Regions from separate parts of the Homo sapiens genome. Here regions 2 and 3 are each linked to region 1. The links are chromatin contacts, found by Hi-C or POLR2A ChIA-PET in ENCODE. All regions are on one chromosome and are shown on one strand. Each heading gives the region's core, a stretch centred on a gene start or an enhancer-like site at or near the end of the contact. The rest is flanking DNA. Distances are from core to core; before and after follow the strand shown. Region 1 overlaps LOC101927263 (a long non-coding RNA gene). Region 2 has its middle 18 kb from the start of LINC02852. Region 3 overlaps LINC02254 (long intergenic non-protein coding RNA 2254).

Evidence for each region. A loop is a pair of places that touch in the nucleus more often than their neighbours do. ChIA-PET counts read pairs that join two places held with the same protein, here RNA polymerase II (POLR2A). Pooled maps may share reads with other maps.
Region 2: a loop to region 1 is called in a map of endothelial cell of umbilical vein, with 5 times the contacts of the local background. The contact joins two enhancer-like sites. A Hi-C loop is called at or near these places in 1 of 168 maps with a recorded cell type or tissue (endothelial cell of umbilical vein) and 1 of 50 pooled maps. POLR2A ChIA-PET finds 5 or more read pairs at or near these places in 1 of 52 experiments (A549).
Region 3: a loop to region 1 is called in a map of endothelial cell of umbilical vein, with 8 times the contacts of the local background. The contact joins two enhancer-like sites. A Hi-C loop is called at or near these places in 1 of 168 maps with a recorded cell type or tissue (endothelial cell of umbilical vein) and 3 of 50 pooled maps.

The regions. Positions count from the first base shown.
Region 1 is chr15:96,355,313-96,359,910 of GRCh38, forward strand. The region is part of intron 3 of LOC101927263 (a long non-coding RNA gene); the gene reads left to right. Among named protein-coding and RNA genes, the nearest start is that of SCDAL, 15 kb to the left of the region's middle. RefSeq lists an enhancer at 3,162-4,004. Within about 2 kb of position 1,944, at least 28 of the 41 ENCODE cell types and tissues checked have a DNase peak (open chromatin) inside an H3K27ac peak, as active enhancers do; they include endothelial cell of umbilical vein, where a contact is called at or near this core.
Region 2 is chr15:94,605,248-94,609,845 of GRCh38, forward strand. No RefSeq gene overlaps it. Among named protein-coding and RNA genes, the nearest start is that of LINC02852, 18 kb to the left of the region's middle. Within about 2 kb of position 2,229, at least 7 of the 41 ENCODE cell types and tissues checked have a DNase peak (open chromatin) inside an H3K27ac peak, as active enhancers do; they include endothelial cell of umbilical vein, where a contact is called at or near this core.
Region 3 is chr15:97,499,626-97,504,223 of GRCh38, forward strand. All of the region lies in intron 2 of LINC02254 (long intergenic non-protein coding RNA 2254), which reads right to left. Among named protein-coding and RNA genes, the nearest start is that of LINC02254, 20 kb to the right of the region's middle. Within about 2 kb of position 2,671, at least 2 of the 41 ENCODE cell types and tissues checked have a DNase peak (open chromatin) inside an H3K27ac peak, as active enhancers do; they include endothelial cell of umbilical vein, where a contact is called at or near this core.

The DNA.
Region 1 (4,598 bases), core at 694-3,193:
CCAGAAAACCTGAATGTGAGAAGAGGAAGGGGTGGAGAAGAGAGAAATGAAGGGAGAGAAGAAGGGGGTGGAGGGGGGGAAGAGAGAGAGAGACAGAAAGAGAGAGACACACAAAACCTTTTCCAGTTTAGAACTCCTTTTCCAAACTGTAGGCGTGCAGGTTCACACCTATCATTTCCTATGCCTTCCTCTCCTCGGTTTTTGTCCTAGTTCCTCACTGCTGGCCCTCAGTGGGCCCCAGGACCCTCTTGGGAATTCCCTCTGAGCTCCCATTATCTCTCATCAGCTGCCTTCTCCCCATGTTAGCACCAACTCTCACCCCCACCCCCATGCCTAGGCCTCAAGACCCCCAGGGCCCGGGCCACCCCTCCTTAGCTGGCAGTTACTAGGGATGCTCACTGAAGTCCTGCTAGGAAATTGGGGCCTTTCTCCTGTGTGGTCTCACAGGAATCTTTCCTAGCCTGATGGAGAAGAGACAAACCAGCCAGAAAGCCAACCTGGCTATTTTCCTGGCGCAGCCGTGTAATTTCTGAGCAAGATCTGAGAGCTCCTAATCAGCAAGGAGGAGCCCTGGTTACAGGGAGAAGGGGCACTCACGCTATCCCCTGCCTGCCCTTTGGGGGCTCACCCCGCTAACTCAGGGGACTGCGGAGTTTCAAGAAGCGATCTCTATGTTGGGATTGCTCAGGCAGGGAAATACAGGGGCTTATACAACACCAGATAAACTCTATCTCCACCCTATAGTCCCCAGTTCAGCTCCCATTATTTGTAGGATCCACAGAGCTCCTTTTAAAAAAAAGGATTTGAACTTTGTAATAAAAACTACATTAAATAAAGGTTCTGTACCTCCCTTCAAAACAAAGAAACCACACAAATCCTCACTGGACCATGACAGAGATGCTGTATTTTTAAAACCATGTTTGGCATGTAACATTTGTTTTAACTTATAACACCCATCTCTGGGATGGTGCACTTTGAAGACACATTGAAGCAAAGGCTCACCATATAAGTGGGTTAAATTTTCTGTATATTTTATGGTCGTGTGGATATAAGATTGCGGCAAACCTGTTAAGTTATCAACTGGATAAAATAGTGTCAAATGCCCAGTTGCACCTTGGAAAGAGAGGCTGTGTAATTTGCAATTCTTGCCAGTTGCTACTTTCACCGGCGGACAGGTGTACGTGTTGGGGGCTATATTTTGTGGTTATTTAGTCAGCAAAGCCAAAAGCTGTGGGTACAGTGTCCCAGTAGGCTGGAGACTGGCACTGCAGAACCCCTCTAATGCTGGACTGACCAGAATAAATGAATTTTGGTGGAAATCATAATTGGGAAGGGATGACTTTATAGGCACCACCTCATGGGAGACATCTGCACTGGCCGCAGCTGAATGGCCGGAAATACACGGGGCCCGAACTAGTGGCTTCCTAAAGACCACGTCTCATTTATCTTCTCCTTTCTAGGAAAGCAGCTCCCCAGCTTGAGTGACTACTTTAGACTTGGTGAAATTGTGCCTATATATTTTTCTCCTTCTTCTGTTATTTTCCCTTCATCCCAATGCAGCCACTGTGGGATCTGTCGGTCACAGATAATGGTTTTTAACCCGTCAGAAGACCTGTGCGTTGCGGCTTCTCTGAGGGTTTCGATTACGGAAAAAGTCCGGGTGACGTACAATTAGGCTGCCGCAGGCTGGGAGGCTTGGCGGCGTCATTCCAGTTTCTGCAGCGAGGTGGCGCTCCAAGGTACGGCAGCGCGCCCGGGTTTTCGCCACCGAGCGCATCCGCCGCCGCGTCCACGCAGCGAGGCAGCGGCCACCGAGCAATGTTAACTCGGGGTTCCTAAAGCCTCTGAGCGGAAAATCGGGAGCGCTCAGACCCACCTAGGCGGAGCGGTCCGCAGGGTGGGCGAAGGCCTGAGGCCACGACTGGGGAAGGCTGGCGGCGGCGGGGAGCGCTGTGATGGCGAGTTCCGGAGCACACTCCGCGCGCCGCCGCTCGGGGGAAATCTTCGAAATTCCCGGGCGGGGCGGAGGCTGGGGCTGCAGGTCCCCAGGCACGGCGAGCGGCGCGCTGGAGTCAGCCTCGGCCCAGGCACACCGAGCAAGCGCCCAATCCACCACAAGCTCAGAGACGCAGCTTAGGGTTTTTTGTTGTTCTTGTTGTTCTTTTTCAAAGAAAAAAATAAGGAAAATATGTGTTCTATCGTTGTCCCCCAAACTAAAAAAGAAAAGATATATAGTTTTTGGGTTTTCCTTTGCTTTCTTCTTTTCTCTCATTTCCTTTTTCTTCCCTTCCTTTTCCTTTTATTTTCTGTAGTTTTTTTTTCTTACCTCTCCTTTCGCTTTTTTTTTTCTGTATTTTTCCTCCTATTTCTTAGAACTGGTTGTGTGTGTGTGTGTGTGTGTGTGTGTGTGTGTGAGAGAGAGAGAGAGAGAGAGAGCTTGAAAGAGAGAGGGAGAGAGAGAGAGAAAGTGAAAGTATTACCACCGGCTGGTAATACTAGAAGGCTTGGGCAAATGGTAGCAAAATTGGAGAAACTATTTCAATTTATTGAACGGACTTCAGTGCGTACGATTTCGTTTCCATGCTTCTGCTCTTTCTGGGTGTCTCACAAGCTCTGAGTCGAAGATGACTGGGAGAAAATGGCTCTCACTCTGCCACTCCTCATCTGCGGTCGTAGGGGCCCTTTAAAATCATTTTTGAAACAGTGATAGAATAATAGTAATAGTCCCAATGAACAGCGTTTCCTTCTGGCATGAATTTTCTCGTGGTTTTGCAGCCTGGTCGGCGGGACCCGAGGAACGCGGGCGGGCGGCGCGGCTGCTAGGCTGGGGCCCTCCTGTCAGCAGCTGGTTCCATGTGAATCCCCTGACCCGTGAGCTGTCCCCCTCTCTGTGGCCCTGGGTCTCGGGCCTGGGCCCTCGCAGCTGCTGGGATGCTTTGCTGCGACAACACCCTGCCTTCCACATGCAGCCGCTGCACTTCTCCCTTGAGTCGCATTTCCGGCCACCTCACCTTCCTTGAAGTTTTCTAGTATATAAGGAGGAATTTTCGGCCCAATTTAGAAGTCTGCAGAAACTCAGAGGGTCAGGTCATTAGGAATGTTAACGCGGCGACCAAGAATTATAAACATGATCTGAAAGTCTCTTCCAATTCATTTCTTCAAGTATTTATTTGAGCTAAGTGATGAAAAGTGACAGTTGTGAAATAGACAGCTTTTAAAAGTAATGAAGTCAGATGAGGCTTTAACCTGTCGATTGCTATAAATCAACTTTGAAAAAGAGGAATGAAGAATGTTATTTGAGCACCTAACCGCCAGCATTTGCTTTGCCGGCTGTCGACCCTGGAGTTGGTCTGCGAGCACCTCCCAGGAGGCAGGACCCAGTGAAGCCCTGCGCCTGCAGTGTGACCCTCAGGTGACATGAAGGATTGGGGGCCGCACTGCCAAAAGGCGACATTTTCGTGTGTGGGGGAAGGAGGGCTCCATTTCCACTCAGACTTTTGTCATGGGTTTGGGCTATGCAACGTATCTGGGCAGGTGACCCCAACCCTTAGCACAGTTAGGAATTCAGAGAGGCTGCCACCCATGGGGCTGAACCCCGAAATATAGATCGGCGCCCAGCCCAGCTCCCCAGCTGGTTGAGGGCGTCTACTTCCTTCTTCCATCCGGTTGGGGAAAGCCCAGGGCCTGCATGACGCCCTGACTCTACTAAACCTTTAGAAATGGTGGCAGCAGGGTGAGGAAGATGAGGAGACTAAATTTCTCCAGGGGTGGGTGGGTTGAGCTGGGGCTGAGTTATCTATAACATTAAATGACTCTCTTCTGTGAGGGAAACCCAGGAAGGAGGGGTCCTGCGGTCCTAGGGGCCTGGGGGCTGAAGGCAGGATAGAGCAGGTGTCTGAAGTTCTTGTGGGGAGGGGAGAAGGGTCCCATCCCGGCATGCCCCCGTCAGGGCATCCAGAATGCCTTCTGAGAAAAATGAACTGGTTGGGTGTTTTAAAGTAAACCTTCCACATTCTTTTGGAGATCTCAGTTCCCTACGATTGCAATTTCAGTCTTAGCCGGGCTTAGGGACGCCATCCTTTTCACAGTGACTTCACCGCACTCTGTCCCTGCCTGCACTCCAAGCCTAAGCCGGGGAAGAGTTCCCCGGGCCTCTGGCCCTCTGCGTCTGCTAGTCTCTTTCCCCCAAGACTCCCCGAGGTGGGGAGAGCACTGGTGCTCCCTGGAGAAATCAAGGTGTCCAACATTCTCTCCGAGGCGAGGCTGCTTGAGCGCCAGCAACAGGTCCTGCTGAACTTTCTTCCCCGGCTCCTTCGCTCCGGTTGCTCTCCATCCTCATTTCTGGGGTCAAATGGCAAAGAGGGAATACTCCTCGACCCCTCTCCCCCTTGACTATCCAAAGCAGCCCGAAGTTGGCGAGGAGACTGTGCCGGGTGTTCGGGCAAATGCCCCGCCGGGTGGCTCCAGAAATGGCCTGTGACCTGCACTCGCCTCGGAGAAATTCCAACTCTTGGTTGAGGACTCTGACTCAGAGGAGCCCTCTGAGGATGCGCCCCTGGAGAAAGTGCACGGGAGGGAAAGTGGAGAGAACCTCGCCC
Region 2 (4,598 bases), core at 979-3,478, 1.7 Mb before region 1:
GTTTATTCCTCCACTTTTTCTCATTGAAATCACATTGTCGTTTGAGTGGTCATCTTGACACGACTAATTATTGCTATTCAAGAAAAAGGAAAAAAGAGTCTCAAAATGTAGTTTCACCAATTCTTGCCATCGTAAGCAATCATGGGAAAAAGGGAGATTGTGGAGAATGAAAATTTGAATATTCCCTTCTCTACCCCTCCCTCTCTGTCTCTTCTACATGCGTTTCCCAGGACCTCTCTTGTCTCTCCACCCTCTCATCTGTGAGCTCTCCTGCCACCCTTCATCGGTCACTGGCCCATCGTTTTAGTCTTTTGCCTCATCAAGGAGAACCCGCGATCTGTTTTGCCCACGTAGGTAAAATGCGTTGAGAAATGTGCCTTGAGCTGTGGCAAAGGCTCGCGAGTGGTAAGGGGATACGGGTCTTGCCCAGCTCTGCCATTCAGGCCTGGGACCTTGAACAGGCACTCAGTCTCCCTTGGCTCCATTTCTTCCTCCATAACATGCTTCTGTTGAGCCAGATGACATCTCCAGTCCCTCTGAGCCCTAAGGGCACATGGTCCTATGTCTTTTTGAGTTTTCATTCCCAGTCTCCCACAGGAAACAACACAGCGAAGTCGACAACCTTGAGGTAACTTATTAGTTAACTGTGACTGCCCTACCCTTAGAAGAAATGGCACTTCATCAAAGAGGGGAATAGAGTCAACTCCTGTGGAAAATGTTCTGAATGGTGTGCTCATGAATTTCGATCTTTGACTGGAAGCCAATATGAGTGAACAGCTTCAGGACAAGCCTCTTACATTAATCACCTCATGACTTTAACTGAGAAATTGATGAATTGAATTGAATGTATACCTGGGTTCCCGGGCAGCAAAGGTGCTGATGGAACTGGTCTTCTCACCATTTTCTTTGAAAGAGAAAGGAAATTGCACATGGTCCATGCTCACATCCAGGAGACAAGTATTACATTGCTCCTGAAATGGAACCATTCCTCTCTGATCATTGCTTTTCTCCATGGTTATTTCTTAAACATAACTTTGTTTATATGTAACCCCAAATCAAAGAAAACTAAAACACCTCATGGAAAACAAAATTGCCTAAGTATAACACAAGAACAATTTGCTTTTCACTGCATGCAGGGTTGCTTCTCTGCCCTGGCTGGTTGTGAGATACTTCCAGGGAACATGTTTCAGGGTATGAGAATGAGGCCAGTGGCTGCTGATGTTAAAAGGACATGGCATCTGCACTAGGTTGGAGAGGGGGCTGGTTGCACAAATTAAAGTCAAACACATCACAGTCTGATCAGCAGACATGGGCTTGAGTGTGTTGTCTAGGTTTTTTCTTTTCTTTCCTTTTCTTTTTTACTACCTCCCAGTAACAGTGAGGCAATTAAAAAAAAAAAAAAAGACAACTCCATTTGTCTCCTATCATCATTTCTTCTCACCTTCCCTCATCTTGGTTCCTCACTCTATTTATCTGGGAACACAAATTACAATTGAATATGGGAGAAAATTTAAATATAGGTAGCTATTTAATCTGTCTTTGACTCATTCTGGATAACAGAAATTTTCACCCAAATGGAGCTGGAGAATATAAACCCACTGAGGAAAAAAAAAAAAGGCAAGTGTATCGCGTTTGGAACAAAATTAGGTCTCTTACTGCCAAAAATCAGAAAAATATGTTGGGTTTTTTAAAAGACAGATTTAGAATTTGATACAGACACCATTTCGTGTGCTGGAGGATTCCTCTCAATGGGTGAGTTCACCCATGAAGAGCTTTAATTACTTGATATTTTAAAAGAGTTCCCTATTATACAAGAGAGAGAGGAGAGACATTTGTGTGGGAGAAGCCTAAAGCTGTTTGTAGGAGGCAGAGAGTTTAAAAGGTAACATCTTTAATGAACAAATTTTCATTCCCACAGTAAGAAGCTGTTTTTGAAATCTTCCATGGCCTGCTACCAGGGCAGGGGGAATAGCTCCATGAGAAAGCAGGGTTGTGAGTCAAGCTTACACAACCAGTAACCACTTGTTTAAACCAAGCCAAATGACAAACCCCATCAAATTCTGTTTTCGTGGTTTTATTATTATTTTCTCACATTAATTTGTCCTAGAGAACACCGTGCGAAGGTCTCACAGCCCTGGTACAAGGAGGAGCTACCACAAAAACTCAGAGGGGCTGAAGTGGCTTCCTGCTCTCCTTCCGGCCTGACACTTCCTTTGTTCCTATAATCTCAAAACAGCTGTTTCCTCTGGAACCACAAACCCCAGCTGGCGGCCTCTCTACCTCCTGGATCCTGCTGCACATAATGTACATCAAATCTGAATGTTGATATGAAATCTTCTTCTTTTTCCCATCCTCCTCCCTCCCAAGCTCCCCGCCGCCCTCCTCTCATCCTGTATTTATGTTGGCCTTCACTGGGAAGGGGAGGGGAGGAACAGTTAGAAAAAAAGTGATACAAGCATTTCAGATCTTCCAAATGGCAAAGCGAATTATCGAAAATATTTAGAATCTCAGGTATCTCAGGTTGGGAAACATGTTTCCAGAAACCTCCTTTGTGAGACAGAAATTGACAGTCAGCCTTACTTTTTGTTTGCTTGTAAAAATCAGTACCTTTTAATAAACAATATATTAGTTATCTGTAGCAGAAACTGGGCTCTAATTTCACATAGGAGATGCAATGAGCTGTGCATGGTAGTTTTCCCTTGAAAACCATACGATTTTACTAATCGATGTCTTCATTGAAACTTTTGGGTAAAAAAATAAGGAAAAGGCTAGGTTCCACTCAGGAAAAGGTACTAACAAGTTTGGAAGAAACGATACAGAGAAGAAAATAATTGGAGAAAATGCAAGGCTGTATTTGAATCACTGCAAAACGATGGCTTGTTTATCATAGTCCTTAATGTGTTGATGGAATGAGGGGTAAGAAAAAGTCAAAGGGCCTGTGTATTAGGGAATAGAAGGTGGGGGAATGAGGCAATGAAGGCCCATGGGTGGAGGTATACTAGGGTTCTTCAGAGGAACAGAACGAATACGAGATAGATAAGTAAATAGAAAGACAGATAGGAAGAGATTTACTACAGGAATTGGTTCGCATGGTTATGGGGGTCGAGAAGTCCCATGATCTGCCATTTGTAAGATGGAGAACCAGGAAAGTTGGTGGTAAAATTCAGTCCAATTCCAAAGGAAAGTTGGTGGTATAATTCAAAGTCCCCCGTGAGAATCAGGGGGCAGATAGTGTAATTTGTGGTCTGAATCTGAAAGCTGGCAAACTGTAAATGCTGATATCTGAGGGTATAAAAAGATGGATGTTCCAGCTCAAGCAAAAGGCTCAAATTTGTCTGTCTTCTGCCTTTTTGTTCTATTCAGTCCCTCAAAGGTTTGGAGAAGTCTCATCCATGTGGGGGAGGGTCATCTCCTTACTCAGTTTGCCAATTCGAATCCTGATTTCTCTCAAAAACACTCTTACAGACACACCCAGAAAAAATGTTTTACCAGCTGTCTGGGCATTCCTTCACCAGGTCGACACATAAAATAAACCATCACGGGAGGGATGCCGTGTGGGTGAGCTGGGAAAGGAAGTCAAGACGATGGGAAATGACTTGACTAAAAACCTGGAAGGGAAAGCACAAGCTTTGGATTTGGGACAAACCTTAGAATTCATGAGTGCTGCCCTATTAACCAGAGCGCACAGCGAATTCCAGAGAAGGACATGCTCCAGGTCACTGAGGGCCCAGGAGCAGGCAGGAATAGAGGCAGGGCTAGTGCCCTGTCTCTCCTCCAGCATGCCCTTCTGCCTCTGGCGTTTTCCTCTCTGAAGTTTATGTGGGTGATTCTTATGTGGTGTAATGGTTAGAGGCCCGCACTTGAGAGGCAAAAGATCTTAGCTCTTATACTTATTATCCATATGATCTAAGGCAAGCTATTCTAAACTCTACGTGCCTCAGATTTTCTAACAATAAACAAGAAATAAATTGCATCTGACTCCTTCGGCTATGGTGATGATAATCAAGTACTTAACCTAATAGCTGCACAAAGACAACTCAAAAAATGTTTGCTTTATTATAATAATACTACAAACTATTATTATTATTAAAAAGGATATATTTAGGTTGGTAGAAGACTGACTTAGCTACAGTTAATATATTCCCTGAAAAAAATGCAAAGACATGAAATTAAGCAAATAAAGATATCAAAGTGATATTAAAGAGCAATTGAGAACAGATAAGGCTTAACGTGAAAAAGAGAACATTTTGTGCCTTGTTTTGTTTGGTAAATGGACTCTCCAATTGCAAGCTGATTTAACATTTTCAAATCAAAATTTAATACCTAATTAATGATTGACATTTATTTGCATTTGCTATAATTTGCTAAATAATCACAAAACCATAGAAGGTGGCTCTTAAGGATATGGATGGTTGAGTTGGGCTGCCTAACATTGGGTAGTAGTTCTGCGACTTAGGAGCTGTGAGACTATGGGCAAGTCATTTAACCTCTCTGAGCCTCAGTTTCCTTACTGTAAATGGAGATGAAGTTATGGGAAGGGTTGCATCAGTTAATATACATGAACATCTTTGAACAGTACCTGAAACATGGGTGCCCCA
Region 3 (4,598 bases), core at 1,421-3,920, 1.1 Mb after region 1:
TAGTTCAGCCTCTAGTCAAGCAATTGCACAATTGAATAGAGTCGGTCCCACCTCTTGCTCTACTGCATTGAATCCAAACTCTCTACTTATTACATCTCTGTTAGTAAATATTCTCCTGGCCAAGTGAGATGGCTCATATCTGTAATCCCAACACTTCGAGAGGCTGAGGAAGGAGGATCACTTGAGCCTAGGAGCTTGAGACCAGTCTGGGCAACACGGTAAGACCCTGTCTCTAAAAAAAAAAAAAAAAAAAAAAAAAAAAAATTAAAGAAAATTTAGCTGGACATGGTGGTCCTCAACTACTCAGGGTGCTGAGGGAGGAGGATCTCATAAGCCCAGGAATTCAAGGCTGCAGTGAGCTATGATAGCACCACTGCACTCCAGACTGGACAACAGAGTGAGACCCTGTCTCAAATTAAAATAAAATAAAATACAATTTTTTTCTGATTCAATATTATATCCCTTCTAACTTGATCCAACACTTTTATGGGCCAATATCATAACTTGTCTACAGGTTTCTGTTAATCTAAATTGGCAACAACTTACAAGTCTGTTGGTGCATGTACTTATACCTCTAGGTCCTCAGGGACTGGATTATGGTTTCAGGTCCAAAAGCAATGAGAGACAGTGGGTAAATCCTGAAGATCATCAGTACCCTGAAGACGGTGACCTAAGTAAAGGTTATTACAGGTTATTCAGGAAAAATCGTCACCTCCTTGGATGGAGACAATATGGCTGCTTCTACTGGCAAAGGAGGCTTGCCAGAATTTAAAGTGTAATGTCTTCAGCTTCACTGGAATTTCCCCACATGTTTCCATCCTAAATTTATAGGTTCTCCCTCTTCCCAATGAATGCCCCAGCTTTAAGTTGAGATTCTTAAAAGTTGTGAATTTAATTTGCATTGTTATTTAGCCACCATCAGGATTAGCTTTGAGGTTTGTTTTTCAGAAATCTTACCATTGTGGCTACGGGGATAAGAGTTTATGTTAGGGCAGCCAGAAAAGCTTCTTAGCCCTTGATCTAGAAAAGAAGCTGAGAATTAAAGCCTGAACTTTTCATTTTCTTTATTCAAGTTATCCTGTGCAACCAAGACCAAGAGACATTATATTCTCTATCATCATTAAAACATTATTTGTTATTAGTTACTTGCCCAAAGCTTTGCCTTCAAAGAACACTTGCCTCCAGCTGACTATAGATGATAATCTAAAGAATGTTTTGCCAATGCATGCCAGGGACTACCAGTGTCCTGTTTATCAGTGACATCAGGTCTTCAATGCTCCTACGTCTAGTCAGATCAGAGAACCAACTCCAACTTTAAGGTTCTTCTTGGAACAATTACTGCATTAGTCATGGTCCCCTCAAGATAGTAGAGCCACTATGAGTTTTAGGAGAATAAGAGATGTGTTATAGAAACTAGACCTTACACAAATGCAGACATAGAAAAATGAAGCTCTAGAAGGGATAGTCAAAGACCAGAGAGTCACTAACAAATTTTCCTGAATTGCTGGCATGAATGAAAGATTAAAGCTTAAAGAGAAATATGAGACTTCAAGCATGTCTAGTATCCAACTGGAACCATGAAGAGGGAGTTCACAAAAGGGTTACATAGAAGTTGTGGTCTCTGTGTAGCTACTGCCTCTGCAGGCTTATGGTAAAACATCTACTGGTGGGCCTATGGTTGCAGTTGGGCCACAAAGCCAGTAGTCAAGAAGATGAGTTGGATATGAAGTGGAGGAGAGAGAGGAAAGCTGGATTCATACCCAGTGGGTGACTTTTCTCTCTTCATCTCCAGGTTGATTGAGACAACCATCTGAGAACAACAGCCACCACTTGACTTCTGCTTCTGCAGCTCAGCAAGTTCCTCTTTGATCCCTATTGTGCTAGCTCAGAACCACACAGGGGAAGTGACACTGGGATGTGCAGAGCAGATCTCAGCCACAGGTCTGCAAATTTCTAGTTGTATGTCCTTACGCAGGGCATTTCATCTTTTTAGCCCTTTCTGCTTCTGTACAATAGGAACAGTATGATGGTTCTGTTCCATGATGTGTAAAAAATAAGATGATGTTTTAATGCAAACTTATTTAAGCATATAAAGGAAAATATTTTTCTTCTACATTAATTGCCTTGTATTAACTACTATACCATGCAAGACCCACCCAGACTACCTAATTCCTAGACGATATTTTATAATAATAGATTGTATGGTATTTAGAGAACCAGCAAAGAAAATAGATAGATAGCCTTTGAAGCTAGATCTGGGTATGAATGTTGACTCAGAAACTTACTAGTCATATATCCTTGAGCAAGTTGCTACACCTCTCTGATCCTCTGCTTTTTAAAGGGAGGATAATGGAAATTGGATAACAACACCTGCTCTTTAGAACTATTCTAGGGATTAGAAATAATATACTGGCCATTTACCCATAGTTACCACTTAATAAATGTTTGTCATTATTTCCATTATTATCATTCAGACTGCAAAATACCCAGTGCAAGAATTAAACTCACTCCTACAACAGTTACCTGAGCACTTAGAAAATAAATTAAAGTTGTCCATGTGTGTCCATAGACAGGCACTGTCCTCAGAGGATTTATGGCTTATTCACCTAGCTTTGTTTTGTTTTAATTTCCAGGGCCTGGTACAGGACGTGACTCATACTAGGCCCTCAGTAACAATCAGGACTCTGGGAACTTTGGCATGTACACATAAGCTGCCATTTTCCCCGCTCTAAAGTAAACCCATCAGAGATCTTGAAAAATCTGCATTTTTCTCTTTAGAATTCTCATGTAAGATGTGAAAGATCTGATCTACAAGACTTAGAAATGGACAAAGAATTGCACACATGCACACACAAAAATCAGTGCTGGGTAGCCTGGCTCTGCAAATGGCAAAGAAGAGTGCTCACTTGTCAGTAATCATTGTTTTACATACCTTAATTCTGGAAAGGGCACTATCCCCCTGAAAGTATGCACAGGTTAGAAGACCATTCCTTTACAAAAAACCAAACACCGCATGTTCTCACTCATAGAGATGGGAATTGAACAATGAGAACACATGGACACAGGAAGGGGAACATCACACTTTGGGGACCGTTGTGGGGTGGAGGGAGCGGGGAGGGATAGCATTGCTAAATGACGAGTTAATGGGTGCAGCACACCAACATGGCACATGTATACATATGTAACAAACCTGCACATTGTGCACATGTACCCTAAAACTTAAAGTATAATAATAATAAAATTAAAAAAAAGAAGACCATTCCTTTAACTAACCAGTATCAAGTCAATTAGCTGTTAATTCATGAACATATGATTGAGCATGTCCGTGGATCACCTGGATTATGGAATGAGAGTAAAAAAGAGATCTTTGGGATCAAGGCTATGAAATTGATTCTCCTTTTAATCACAATGAGTTCCTGGGAAACATATCACAAATATTGAAAGGCATAGAAATTATTATTCTTTACTTGTTCTTGTAAAGTTTACAAGAAATGTTTTTCAAAAGCATAGTATATTCCCTCCTAAGTATCATTCAGTCTAGTAATGCATTTTACCCAATATACCTCTGAGAGTACAAAGGGTTGTGATAAGGTTGTGCTTATAGGCTATGGCAGGCCATTGATTGGATTTCTACTTAAAGTTTTTCTTTTTAAGATTCTATCTAAAGTTGAAGACTTTTATAAAGATTAGCCTTGTAAATGTTGCTGTATATTTTCTGTGATGGTATTGTTAAAGATACTATTGATTATATTATATTTCTATTTACTTAGAGACAAAATCCAAAATATGAATTTTGAAATTCTTATATCTGGATATAAATACTGACATGAATAGCAATTATATTTTCTTCCTATAGAGTGTTCTGTTAATGAAGCACTTTCCAATTTACCTACATCAGTACATTTAATTTTTCAGTAACATTTTAACAACAGTTGTATTATCTGTATTTTAGCTAACACTATGACCAGAAAGAATAAATTTCCGAAGAAAATTTAATTTACTAAAATTCCAATTAGTAAGTAGAAGAGGCAAATGACCATCCACATGGTCTGATCTCAAGGATATTTATGGGCCATCCTAGTGTTCCACTTTTAAAACCAGTGTAGTCATCGCTCAAAACAAAATCTTTGTCTTCCTTAACATTTAAGTCAGAAACCAAACTGAAACATGAAAAATGTAGATGTGAGTTGGAAGTTGGCCCTTGTTCATTCTGTTATCGTTCTCCCGGTGCTGTTAGCCTCCATTGCTCTGAGTAGGGTGCTGGAAAATAATATAAAAGTTTGTGTCTCCAACAGGCAGAAGTGCATTCTCTTTTACTTGTTCAATTAAATGATTTGACCTAGAGGCAACAAACAGGTTAAGTTTTTGGCTTTCAAAATTGGCCATGATTTTTCTTTCTATTAGGAATATTATGAGCTGCTGAAATTCCATGTAATGGATGTAAAAGTCAACAAAAAACAAAAAAAGTCCTTAACTAGCAAAGACTCTGTTTCCTGCCAAAGCAAACACTATCCCTAAAGCATCATTGAAAGGCGTTCTTATCAGAAACAGGCCAGACATATATAAAATCTAATTACGGAAGAAATATATTCTAGAGA